2 separate regions of the Homo sapiens genome follow, and region 2 is linked to region 1. Evidence: read pairs that join two places in POLR2A ChIA-PET (ENCODE). Cell type or tissue: IMR-90. All regions are shown on one strand. Links, peaks and the distances in the headings refer to the core of each region. The heading gives the core; the rest is flanking DNA.

Region 1 (6,726 bases), core at 719-5,718:
TTCATTCCCTTCATGGTTGGCATCTGCTGTATTTCAAGTGAGAATGCATAAAATCCTCTTCTCATGAGACTATCATAATCAGAAAAACACATAAGCAGAATGCTGACATACCAGCTCCTTCATTCTGCTTTTGTGATTCTATTTATGAAATATTTGACACATGCAATGAGGTGTTATTTATAAAAATTTGCAGCATACTAAACAGTATATAATACTGTTTGTGGATACATATATACATGAGTAGTAAAAATATTAAAGCATGTTAGAAAATTATAAGCATCATCCTCAGTATTTGAGGGTATCTTCAATCTGAGATCATTTTACTAGCCAGATTGTAACACGCTTACACATACAGACACACACACTTACATGTACACACACATTTGCTCTCAATTTTGTTATATATATGAACAAAGCATTCTAGAGTTTTATTACCAGCCTAGACAATGTCTTAGAAGACTTTTAATTTTTCCTTTAAAATAAAAGGAAAGCAGAGCAAATGAGATGTGGTCAATGGGGGTGATGCCATATGACCTCACTTTTTGGGGGTGTTTGACTGCCTTCCAGTAGCTTGCCTCCTGGGTCCATTTTTGAGGCAGGCTCTGGCTTGGCTCCAGGCCAGTGTGACAATCAAGGCCTGAGAAGTCTCTTCTTTCTGAGATAATTTCTCAGGTTTCTTTGTTTTATTGGTGGATAGAAGGAGGGACCTCGAGAGGAAGGGAGTGGGGAGGAGGGGGATCAGGCGGAGATTTCTAAACTCAAACAGGAAGTCCGGCTGCTGTCCCAGCCTGTGAAACTGCGCTGGCTTCAGCAGGGCAGCCCATGCAGGATGGCTTAAAGTTAATCCATGGAGTCTGGGCCACTTTGGACTAATTCCTTTGAGAGTCTCCAAGCCTCCAAGGAGCATCTCTGACTCTGGCAGACCATCCAAGGTAGTTTTGAAGAAAAATAAACTCAGATAAAAAAGAAAAGAAAATATAAACTATCCGGTTAAAACGTGTGCCTTTAAACAGCTATGGGCCAGACACTAAAATGAGTTTACAAGATCCCAAGGAGACAATTAAGGAAAGCGAGAACAAGTGAAAAATAAGATGCTCATTTCAGCATTGTAAAGAGCAGGAAGGAGGGAACATTATCAGAAAGACAGCCTTTAAGCCAGCACTGAGGGATAAAAGAGACCAGATGGCCCTCACCCCCAGGCCAGGCAGAGGACCCGCCCAGCCCCTACACACTGCGCCCTGTGAAATGCATGCGTGCAGCCCTCAGATCTGTCAGATTTATGCTTGCCTTTGCACCACTCCAAGAGGCGCACCAGTGCCGAACATCTTTGAAATTCTGTTGGATTCCAAGTGAAAAATCATTCTGCCTTCAAAGCTAAATGGAAGTTTGGTAGATGCATGTGCTTTTCCCTTAGGTTCAAAAGAGAAATTACTCTCCTCACCATCTTTATGCATTCATAGTTTCCTTTTTCAAGCAAAAAGGGAAATTATGATGGGGAAGCATCCTGTAAAAGCAGAAGGTATTATACAATAACAGTACTGCTTCTTTATAGAAGCAAATTTTTCTACATTTTCTTTAAAACAGAAATGTAGTTTGCTTTCATCCAATGCAGTATGTTTACTTCTCTTATTTTAAAAAAAATCTGTGGTTTTGATAGAGTGTCAGCATCATTATTTGCTCACATCTCATTTTAAACATTTTGCAAATGTCTGAAATAATGTACATAAACCTTTCAATGAGTTAGTGCTAGATGCAGAAAGTACAGGAAATTGTCACATCCTAAGTCACGTATTCCTGTGGAGGTTTTTTAGCGGACATGAGAATATGTCATAATGGGAAAAATAAAAAAAAATTATTGAACTGTGATTATGCATTAGGTAGGCCCTAGTGACACAGAAAATAGACAAAGATCTTACAATCCATGGTTCCTGCCCTCAAGGAGTTGATATCTAGTGGGAGGAGAGAAGAAGGTGGAGAGGGCAAGTAAACAAATACCTGTGATTAATACCAAGTGACAGGTGCTATAACTGAGTTAAGTATCAAGTTTCACGGGTTACCTATGAAGGAGCAGTTATTTCCACAGAACTGTGACTGTATCAAGGAAACCTACACCTAGATGGTATTGGTGAGACAAGACAGGTGAGAGGATCCCAGAGAGAGGCAAGAAAGCCAAAGAGAGGTGGAAGTCTATGATGTTTTCTGGAAGCCGTAAGGAGTCCAGTATGGGTAGAGCATGGCGACTGGGAGTGGCAAGGAATGGCTAATGATGGAATGGAAGTGTGGGTTTGGAGTCAGAAGCAGTTCATCAAAGGCTTAGATTGCTGTACTAAGGAAGGTGGACCCCCAAGCCATGGTGAGGAGAATAAGCAGAGCTTAGAAAGAACAGCTTGGTCTTCAGATGTTGTGTTAAAAGGTCAAGCGAATTGAGATTTTTGGACTATGGAAGTATTAGGATGAACAAAATGCAGGGAGCGATAAAGTCACATTGGATCTGGAGAGAAAAAGTAGATGGTAAACTTAACAACAAAGTTTAACTTAGTCAGAAGAGCACTTGGCTAAAATAGGAGATAATAGTAGCTAACTTTTACTGTGTGCTATTATATTCAGATCCATGCTAATCCTTATTTAACCTTCAAGACTACCCTATAATTTAGGTACTATTATTATAGTTGTTTTACAGGTGAGGAAAATGAGGCAAGGAGAAATTTAGTGAATAGCCTAAGGTCACCAATTAGTATAAGGGGGAGCCAGGATTTGAACACAGGCTGTCCAACGTCCCCAAAACTCTATGTATACTGTTCACAGAGAAGGAAACATGCTCTGTAAGGAAAAGAAATAAGATCATGTGTACATAAATTTTCAGGTTGCTGCAGGATATCAAGGTAGAGATTTCTAATAAATAGCTAAGAATATAGGTCTGGCACTCAGAGAAAGATGCACTCATTCAACAAATATTATTTCCTGAGCACTTATTTTGTACCTGATGCTGTTTCAGAGCTGGAGTTATAGCATCATCTAAATATTAATATTTATGGAGCACTCACATGTGAAACATATGTACATGAAATTTTGGTAAAGCAAAAATTTCCATCACACAGCTGAACACATACTCTCTAACTCAGAGATAGCTCCTTCTGCAAAACAAATAATTCATCCCTTAAGCACCTGTTTTTGCAATTTCAGAATTACCCATACTGGATTTTCTTAAAGCAAAGCACCCTATAAACATGCAAACATTCAGTCAGGAGGAAAGAGTTCATTTTAATTTTACGAACCACTCAGCATGTGTGTTGGGCTTAGGAAATAATAAAATAAATATATCTCAGTCATTTGTGTTGATAGAATTTAATGAGAAGACTACAGTAATGACAAGTTACTCACAGGTCAACAGAATGCAGATCTCCCTCAAGAAAAGAGGGAAAAAATTCAATCACAAAGTTCAAGATCATGGGAAGGAAGGGAGAAGCCCCTGACATTTGGCCTGCCCTGGTCTGTGGGCCTTGGAATCCTTCAGCAACTGCAGTTGTACTGTCTGCCTGTATAGCTAGGCACATGTATAGCCAGGCCCAGATGTAGCCTGACAGGAGCACCCATGAGGGTTCCTTGCATCTGCACCAGTCCCAACTGAAGCTGCCACCACCACCCTATCTCCACTGCCAACACCAATGCAACTACTGAGTGAGATTTGTTCTACCTTAACTATGCAGAGGAGATAGCACCAGGATCCCTATTTATTTCTGTGCTACATGACCATTATACAGTGTATTGCATTATTTTGAAGTGAGACTCCTTTCACAGAAAAATAACATGTGAGACCACTTATATCTTGAGCTTAGATAGCACCTTCTGCTAAGTGCCTCTGCTTACTTTCAGATATTATCTCATGAAATCTTCACAGGTTTCTCTATTGGAAATATTTTTCAGCAGTGGCATAAAAGTCAGGGCATTTCTATGAATATATGCCCTAACTGAGGGCATTTCCTGACATCTCCACCCACTAAAGAACCAACAGATTATTTTCTTTTCAAGCAAATCCCATGGTGCTATCATCCTTACGTAAGCATCAGCAGGCCCTCACCAAGAACTCCAAGCACATACGGTCCAGCCTTGCCTCTCCCACTGCTGTGGTCTGAATGTGCATGTCCTCTCAAAATTCGTATGTTGAAATCCTCACCCCTAAGGTGATGGCATTAGGAGGTAGGGCCTTTGGGAGGTAATAAATTATGAGGGTGAAGCCCCCATGGATGAGACTAGTGCCCTTATAATAGAGAGTTGAGAACGACTCCTTACCGCTTCCAACATGTAAGATTAAAGTGAGAAGTCAATTGTCTACCAGGAAGCAGACCCTCTCCAGACACCCAATCTGCCAGTGCCTTGATCTTAGACTTCTCTGTCTCCAAAACTGAGAAACAAATTTCTATTGTTGGTTAGCCAAAAGTCTATAGTATGGTGTTATGACAGCCCAAACAGAGTAAGATACTTTGATAATTTTCACAATCAACTGTTTTCCAGAGTTGGAGCCTTTTCAGGCGACCATCACAAAGAACCAACAGGCCACATAGCATAACAGTTTAAGAGCATGAGTTTGAATTCAAACTTATTTACTGTGCAAACTTAGGAAAGGATTCTAACCTCTATGAGTCTTAGTTTCTTTAACTGTGAATTGGGAATAATAATAATACCTCCTGCTATGCTTATGAGAATTGAGTTATTACATACAAAGGGCTTAGAGCATATGGAATGCCCTCAATAAATATTCTTGATTATATCCACCTGTCTGTCCACACACGTGTAAAGCAAAGAGCATGAAAGTGGATGTCAGAAAATCCAGATTCCAGTGCCAGTTCTCCTACTAAATAACCGTGTGTTCTTGTTAAACTCAATGCCTCTGAGATACAGTTTCTGATTCCTGAGTTGGAATGGATTATTCCAAACAGCTGACTTTTTGGGAGGCAGCTGCAGCTGGCACTGATAGTGAATGCAAGGAACCCGTATGGGAGCTCCCACCAGATCTCCAACATGGATTTTATACATCGAGGATCTTTGTGCCTTGGCTCAAGGCCCTAACAGGTACTAAAGAAAGATTTCAAAAATAGAGCACATCTTATTTGGTTCGGGCTGCTATCACAAATATGCCATAAGCTGAGTTGCTTAAGCAACAGAAATTTCTCACAGTTCTGGAGGTTGGGAATTCCAAAATCAAGGCGCCAACAGATCTAGTTTATGGTGAAGGCCCTTTTCCTGGTTTTTAGATGCCCATCTTCCTGCTGTGTCCTCACATGGAAGAGAGCAGATAAAAAGGGGCAGGCTCTCTTGTGTCTCTTTTATAAGGGCACTAATCCCGTTAATGAGGGCTCCACCCTCATGACCTGATTACCCACCAAAGGCTCCACCTCTGAATACCATCGCATTGGGGATTTAGACTTTACCATATGAATTTGGGGGGCCACATTCAGTCTACACCGAGCATTTCTCCAACGCTGCCTCACAAATAGAATTCTAAGGATTCATTTTTCATCTTATCAGGAACAGAGTAACTATCCAACTGCAAATCCTGACAATGTACAACTATATTGTTAGCATTTACTTCTCCGGGGCACCCACATGGCAGACCTCCTACAGGGCACTTAAGGACAATAAGAGAGTCTCTAAATAGTTGTTTCCTCCAGAGATATATTCATGGTTCTTCCTGGTCCTGGTCTCCCTTTCTCCCCCTGGAAGTTGCTGAATGTAGACCACAGCCTGCACAGGCCAGGGAGCCCAGTGGACACAGCAGAGGCTCAGGCTGGCCAAACTTATTCTCAAGACAAAGACGATGAAGTAAAGCAGATTCTGGAATCAGCCTGCCTGCCTATGAGTCACACAAGTTGTGTGACTTTGGGTAAGTTGATTAATCTCTCTGGGCTTCAATTTTTCATGGGATAAAAACATGGATGATAAAGTATATAACTAACCTGGTTGCCTCAAAGAGCAATTGAGATAGTTCATATTGACCTTTAGTACAATGCCTGGCATATTGTGAGTGCTCAAAATGTTAGCTGTGATTATAATTATCACAGCTCTGCCATTGTATAACTGTGAACCATGGACAGTTTACTTAATTTCCTGAGCCTCAGTTTTCTCATCTGTCATCTGGGGACAATAATACTTAACTGTGGGTTTGTCATAAGGATTAAATGAGATAGTCCATCTGGGCCCAGCGCAGTGGGTCATGCCTGTAATCACAGCACTTTGGGAGACCAAGGCGGGTGGATCACCTGGGCCAGGAGTTCAAGACCAGCCTGGTCAACATGATGAAACTCCATCTCTATTAAAAACACAAAAAAGTAGCTGACGTGGTGGCGGGCTCCTGTAGTCCCAGCTACTTGGGAGACTGAGGCAGGAGAATTGCTTGAACCCAGGAGGCAGAGGCTACAGTGAGCTACGATTGCACCATTGCACTCCAGCCTGGGCAGCAGATTGAAACTCTGTCTCAAAAAAAAAAAAAAAAAAAAAATGAGACAGTCTGAAATGTCATGTAGCACTGAGTAATAATATCTGCTATTATTAAAATCATGACTATTATTATTTATAATTGGAAGTGAGGAAGGAGTGGTCACAGCAGCTGAGGTGACTCCCAACACTGACCTCTTACACCCAGAAAATAAGCCTTACACATAGACTCATCTGTATAGATTCTCCTCCTGGTTTCATATTCAAATAAAAGAAAATATGTACAATTTCCAA
Region 2 (5,863 bases), core at 864-5,863, 100 kb after region 1:
CCAATTAATTTTATTTGAAACATCTATTTATATATGTACACCAAAGAAATTAAACCCTGCCATTTTCCCTTTGTGCTTAAGAAACCAGAGCCACTGTTAGGGTACTCACATGTCAAAGATATTCTTAATAGGCTTCAAAGTTGGGTGTATATAAATGTGACAGAACTGAAGGGGTTACTTTAAGAGAGGTATTAAAACTACTTGAAATTAATTCAAAGGGATCTTTTTATTTCTGTATTTAAAAATTAGATGAGAGCAAGATTACCACTTCAAAAAAAATAACGTAACTCTCAGTCTTAATTTTGTGAAAAACTTACTTTGCTATCTTGATGAGTAGAAGATGGATAAGTTTTTCTGAACTTTATCAATTTACAAACTTACATTTTAGGATATTCTGAAGAAATTAACTTTATTACCTAATTTTCAAGTCTAAAGTTTATCATATAATAGCTGTCCTTCTTATCATTATTTTTGTTTGGTCATTTCTTATCTTACCTAGCTTCTTGGTTAGTAACTTAAAGGAAAAAATTTTTACATTGGCAAATCATATTTTTTGCCCCACAATTTAGTTACAGAAATAAAAATGGCCCAAACTACATATATACGTTTCTAGTTAAACTACACAGATATATTAAATCACATAAACTTCTGGCTTGATCAGAATATGTGTTAGCAGTTAGAAATTTTAAAATATTTTAAAAATTTGCAACATTTCCATATAAACATTACCCTCCCCTTCCAGCTATAAAGTTAAAAACAAAACGCAACTGAAACCACACAATTCATCAATCACCTAATGTCCAAAATGACTCAAAGTTTCTCTGCACATCAAGAAGTGGACAATACAACAAATGCTTCAAGTACGGTTCATGCCAATCGTCATTAAGAATCATAACATTATTGAGAAAGTACACTTGTCCTCTGGGAGGACGCTTCAGAGAAATAATTTACAAGGAGCATGGCTGTATTATAATTTTTTAAAGGAAAAATAGTTTCTTTGGATAGAAAGAAACAGTGTAAAAAATCCCCTTTTTAAAATGCAGAAATAACTCCATTATCAATCTGCATTTATATAACTGCCCAAAAGAATGGGTCTGGAAAGACCATTTTCTGTACAGACACTAGTTAATCTCTGTATGAAAAGACAGCATCTGGCATGGGAACAAACAAGGGAGATACTGGTCTATTAGCACACATAGAGACTTTCTTAAGGCTGATCCAGTGACGAACCTTTGGATCCAGAAGTATTTCTTCATTTCTCTTCTTTTCGGCTGAATTTCTAGTAAAAACTTTGAAGATGAGCTGTTCTTACTTTTCATTTCTCCACTTATGGAGAAGATGGAATAATGACACCAAAAGTACTTTGGTTTTTTTCTTTTAAAAATAATTTGCTTTCTTTTGCATGCCACAGGACAGATTTCTAGTTTCAAAACAAGGGTACAACAAGAACAAAAAAATCCCCCCATCCCCAACCGTCTTTCACCAATACAAGAAATCCTTCTGGAAATATTAGCAAGCAACTAAACAGGTATTGAACCACTGAATCTACAAGTTAATACATAATCTGTTATGGCAGAATAACCAAGAATTTTTCCCCAAAGAAAGATTTTAATTTTTTCAAATATAAAAGTGTCTAAGAGAATCATATGTGAACAAACAAAAATCTCTGATTCCAGATTTTTAGGATAAAGATGAGTAACACACTGGCAGCTGAAGAAAGCTGAAACTCTGACTAATAAATAGATCCAAATTAAGAATTTCTACAACAGTTTTTTTTTTTAGAAAACAGGACCAGAATTCTTTTTTTTTAAATGATGATCCTGTGGAATGCCTTTACTTCCATATTCACCTAATATTGTAACAGTAAAACAGACACAAGAATGTTGATGACAGCTCAACAATGCTGGATTCAGGACATTTACAGGTACACTTTTGTTTAAAAGTCCTACAAGTTTATTGACTAAGGCTAGACAGCAATTCATATGATCCTATTTGGTGCATTTTCTACCATGGTCCAAGATCATTACATGGATACAGCCAAGGACTGGGCCCCAACTTTCAGGAAAAAGACCACAAAGAAGAAAATCAAGGTGGCTATTTGGTCCCCCCAGTTGATAATCTGTGTCCTGGAACTGGAAAAACAAAAGGTGGAAAATACAGACTGCAACGAGTTAAAGGACTTGGAAAAAGTTGGTGGAAAGTGGCACGGTATACGAGTAAGGTCACTGGGCTTGGGATGGCAAGGGTGCTGCATTGAAAGAGCATCCACGGGACCAAGTACTTATAATGTCTGATGGTGTCATTCCCTCAACGACTTAGAATATCTGTATGCGATAATAAATAGATCAGTTATGTAATAAGGCAGTGTGTTGAATATGCATTCGTCCTGTGGAATGAACCACCACAGAGAGATACATGATACCATACACATTCTTTGAGTTTTCTTGTGTTGTGTTTGATTTGTTTGTTTTCAAGGCTATCCAGGCTAACTCTTCCCGGGGATTTCCTTGGAGAGAAGAGTGGTCCGCTGAGGCTGGTTTGCTTTAACCTCTCCTTTATCAAGAGATGATGACTGGCTTTAAAGAAAAATAAAGCTGAAGGTTGTTTGATTTTTATTTTTTCCCTTTTGGTTGCATCATTTTGAGTGTTTTCATATAAACAACAAGAACAAAAAATCACAACCAAAAAAAAAAAAAACCAAAAAAAAAAAACACAATAGTTCTTGATGCATCCAGTTGTTATATCCTCAGGATGTTCCAGATGTTTCCAGGTAACTCTGTAGTTTACGGACTGTGGTTTTGTCCAGCGAGCAAAGATCAAAATCAAATGTTGTGTTTGTGATATGAAAGTGTCCAGTTTCTTCTATAAGGTTCACGATCTAGAGGAGTGAAGAAGAGAAAGTTTGGGCAATACGCAGCAAACATCAAAAGGCAAAGAGAGAGTAATGGAGGGGCGATCAAATATGGAATCAAGTGATAAATATTCGTATTTATAGCAACAAGGTCCCATACCATGAATAGCATTAAACTGTCTCAGTCAACTTGATAAGTCAAAGGTATATTAAGCCTTAGAAATTCCCAGTGAGAACCTGTCTTGCTTTTCATACCCTTTAAACTGATGTCTGCTTTCAAGTCATGAACAGAATATTTAACTGTGAGTGAGCAGTTAGGGGGAGATAGCATTTCAAGACTCCTTTAAAAATTAGTTACTGACTCAATAGACAGTGATTATACTTAATAGACATAAGAAAAATCCAGCCGAGAAATAACAAAACTACTTTTACTTAAGTACAAACACATACACACACACACCCCTATATAAAATCATTTTCCTTTATCATTATATAATTGTTAATAATTTGGAAAATACAGGAACTCCCAAAAAAAAAAAAAAAAAAAAAGGAAAAGAAAGAAACTGTCTACAATCCCACCCCCTTAACAGATAGTGACCAGAGGGGGCTCAAGGGAGCCTTCTAGAGTACTGGAACTGTTTTGTTGTTTGACTTGGGTGCTAGTTACATAAGATGTTGTCACTTGGTGAAAATGTATCTACCTGAATGCTTTGTTATACTTTAACATAAAAATAAAAACATATTTATTACTTTTAGTTGTGTTCACTTGATTCCCCTGAATATTTTGGGGAGATTTTAAATATTTAAGGTATTCAATTAAATAGAAATATTATCTAGAAAAAGAAAGGATGCCTTTGTCTTGTCATTTGGAATAGTTATACCTCATTTCTTCTTGTATTGGCTCCAACTTTCAGAAAAATGTTAAATGACAGAGATGACGGTTACTATTACTCTTGCCCTGGCTTTCAGGAGAACACTTCTGAAGTCTCAACATTAAGAATGAAGGTGATGATTGGTTTGAGAGATTCTTTTACCATGTAAAGTATCTTCCCATTCCTATTCTACTAATAATTTTATTGGACATGGATGCTGTATCTGGGCAGTGTATTGGGCACAGCGTTTTTTGGGGGAGGCAGCAAAGTTAGTATCAGGGCAATAAAAGAAAATTTGCACAGAGTAAACAGCTGACAAACTTCTACCTGATTTGAGTTGTCTGTTATTCTCTTTCTATCACTTACCTCTGATTCTCTTTAGGTCAATAATCTTAAAAAAGAGAATAATTTTAATTATTGAGCCTATCATTTATTTAATGAAGTTTTAGATTACCTAATGCCACGCTGAGTAACAGCAGAACTGAAACTTTTAACCTTCTCTTCTTACAATTAGCTTTCTTTTAAAAAATACAGTAAATTTGTGAACTACTCCCTATAGGTCAGTGGCTCTTAATAGAAAATGTGCTCCCCATTCCTGACATATTATTTGACTTTCACAGAAGCATGACATATTAACTCTCAATCCAATTAACTGCTCAACTCCAGATTGAGCTGTTATTGTCTTACCCAATCTCTGGAACTATTTTTTAGGGATATAACTACAGCCTTAATATTAAAATAAGCTACTCTCATAGTGGATGCAACAACAGATGCTGCAAACTAACTCCCTAATATCGATTTATTCCTTAATTTTTTTTTATTAACGGAAGGCCGTTTTTCTGAGAGCTGCCCAACTACAATGTTTGCCTCCCCAGACCTACTTGCAGCACTTGTCAGATGCTGCTATTTACAATTTATTTGTCAGAACTCACTGTTTTCAGGAATATTTCTGAAAAGGGTATGGACAATGGGTATGCATCTTTTGCCTTCTTTCCTTCTTCCTGTGTGCAATGGGAATGCAGTGCTTGGAAGTGCAGCAGCTGTCTTCCCATTAAGAAGACGAATACAGCTTATGAAAGATGGAAGAAAAGAAAGACAAGGAGCCTGTGTCATCAGTGGCATCTTTTAAGCCACTATCTCGACCACGGATTACTTACCTCCAGGCTTACTGTTATAGGTGGGGAGGGAGTCAGAAGAAAACCTTACTTGCTTAAACCACTAGACTCAAGGTTCTGTTACATGCATCAAGAAATTCTTAGAAGGAGTGTACCCAATTATGGTTAAAGTGCTACATTTATGTAAAAATGTATCCAACAAGATCTTATTAACACTAAAAGATCTAAAATGGACACACATTTGTTTTATTAGTTATTAGTAACAGAACTTTCAAGAAGTCTTCCACACATATCCACACACATACAGAAACACAAACACACAGCTATGCCCACAGAGGCTTTTCATGTCAATCATATACTTACTATATAATTAAGATCAATTGAACTAAGACTATGTATTTTCTGGAATAATTTTTTTTTGCCATTTTGTGCAAAAATACTATGAATCTAGTGAAAATGTGTAAATTTCAGGATGGAAACAAGTAGTCTCTTTAGAGCTATTATAATTTCAAATTTATGCAATGGAGGCAAATAACAAGCTGACCAGAATTTGACTCCTTTCCTCAGCGAGCTGCCCAGTAGGTAATTGACAAAGCATTCAGAATAGAGTTCTGGATCTGGCATATCAAGTTCTGACTCTGCAAACTTTTTCAATGGTATTAGACAGAACATCATAACCTTTGAGCCTCAGTTTCCTCATCTGGAAAATGAGAGTAATGCTACCTGTTCTACTTGTACAAGTTTGGGCAGATGATCAAATAAGGTATCATAAATAAAGCTTCTTATAAATGGTAAATTGCTACCTAAGTCAGGATAACATGATTATGATTACCTTATAAACTGATCCTTAATTATCTGGGAGGTGACTAAACTGCACATGAATTATAGACCTGATGCTTTTTCCTCTCGCCCCCAATGAGTGTTAGCCATTTCATTAGCACTAAAATAAATGAGGCAAGAAAATGCAGAAACTAAAACTCAGAAAGGCCGGCTTGAATTAAAAAAAAAAAATTGTAACTCATTCT

Evidence for each region. Peaks named below come from ENCODE experiments on the same cell type or tissue, not always from the same donor. Only the 100,000 strongest peaks of a DNase experiment are listed, where the experiment ranks them.
Region 2: POLR2A ChIA-PET joins it to region 1 with 14 read pairs; 3 of 35 experiments call an interaction of 5 or more read pairs at or near these places.

Annotation. Positions count from the first base shown.
Region 1 is chr9:20,243,231-20,249,956 of GRCh38, forward strand. It overlaps a transcript of SLC24A2 not described here. Among named protein-coding and RNA genes, the nearest start is that of MIR4473, 160 kb to the right of the region's middle. In IMR-90, for the core only: no CTCF peak of the experiment used is centred there; no DNase peak of the experiment used is centred there; H3K27me3 peaks cover 385 bases.
Region 2 is chr9:20,343,697-20,349,559 of GRCh38, forward strand. MLLT3 (MLLT3 super elongation complex subunit) reads right to left here. Exons shown (of 11, transcript NM_004529.4): 11 at 1-2,878. The coding sequence ends at 2,747. LOC124902129 (a long non-coding RNA gene) reads left to right here and starts at 3,423. Exons shown (of 4, transcript XR_007061434.1): 1 at 3,423-5,863. In IMR-90, for the core only: no CTCF peak of the experiment used is centred there; no DNase peak of the experiment used is centred there.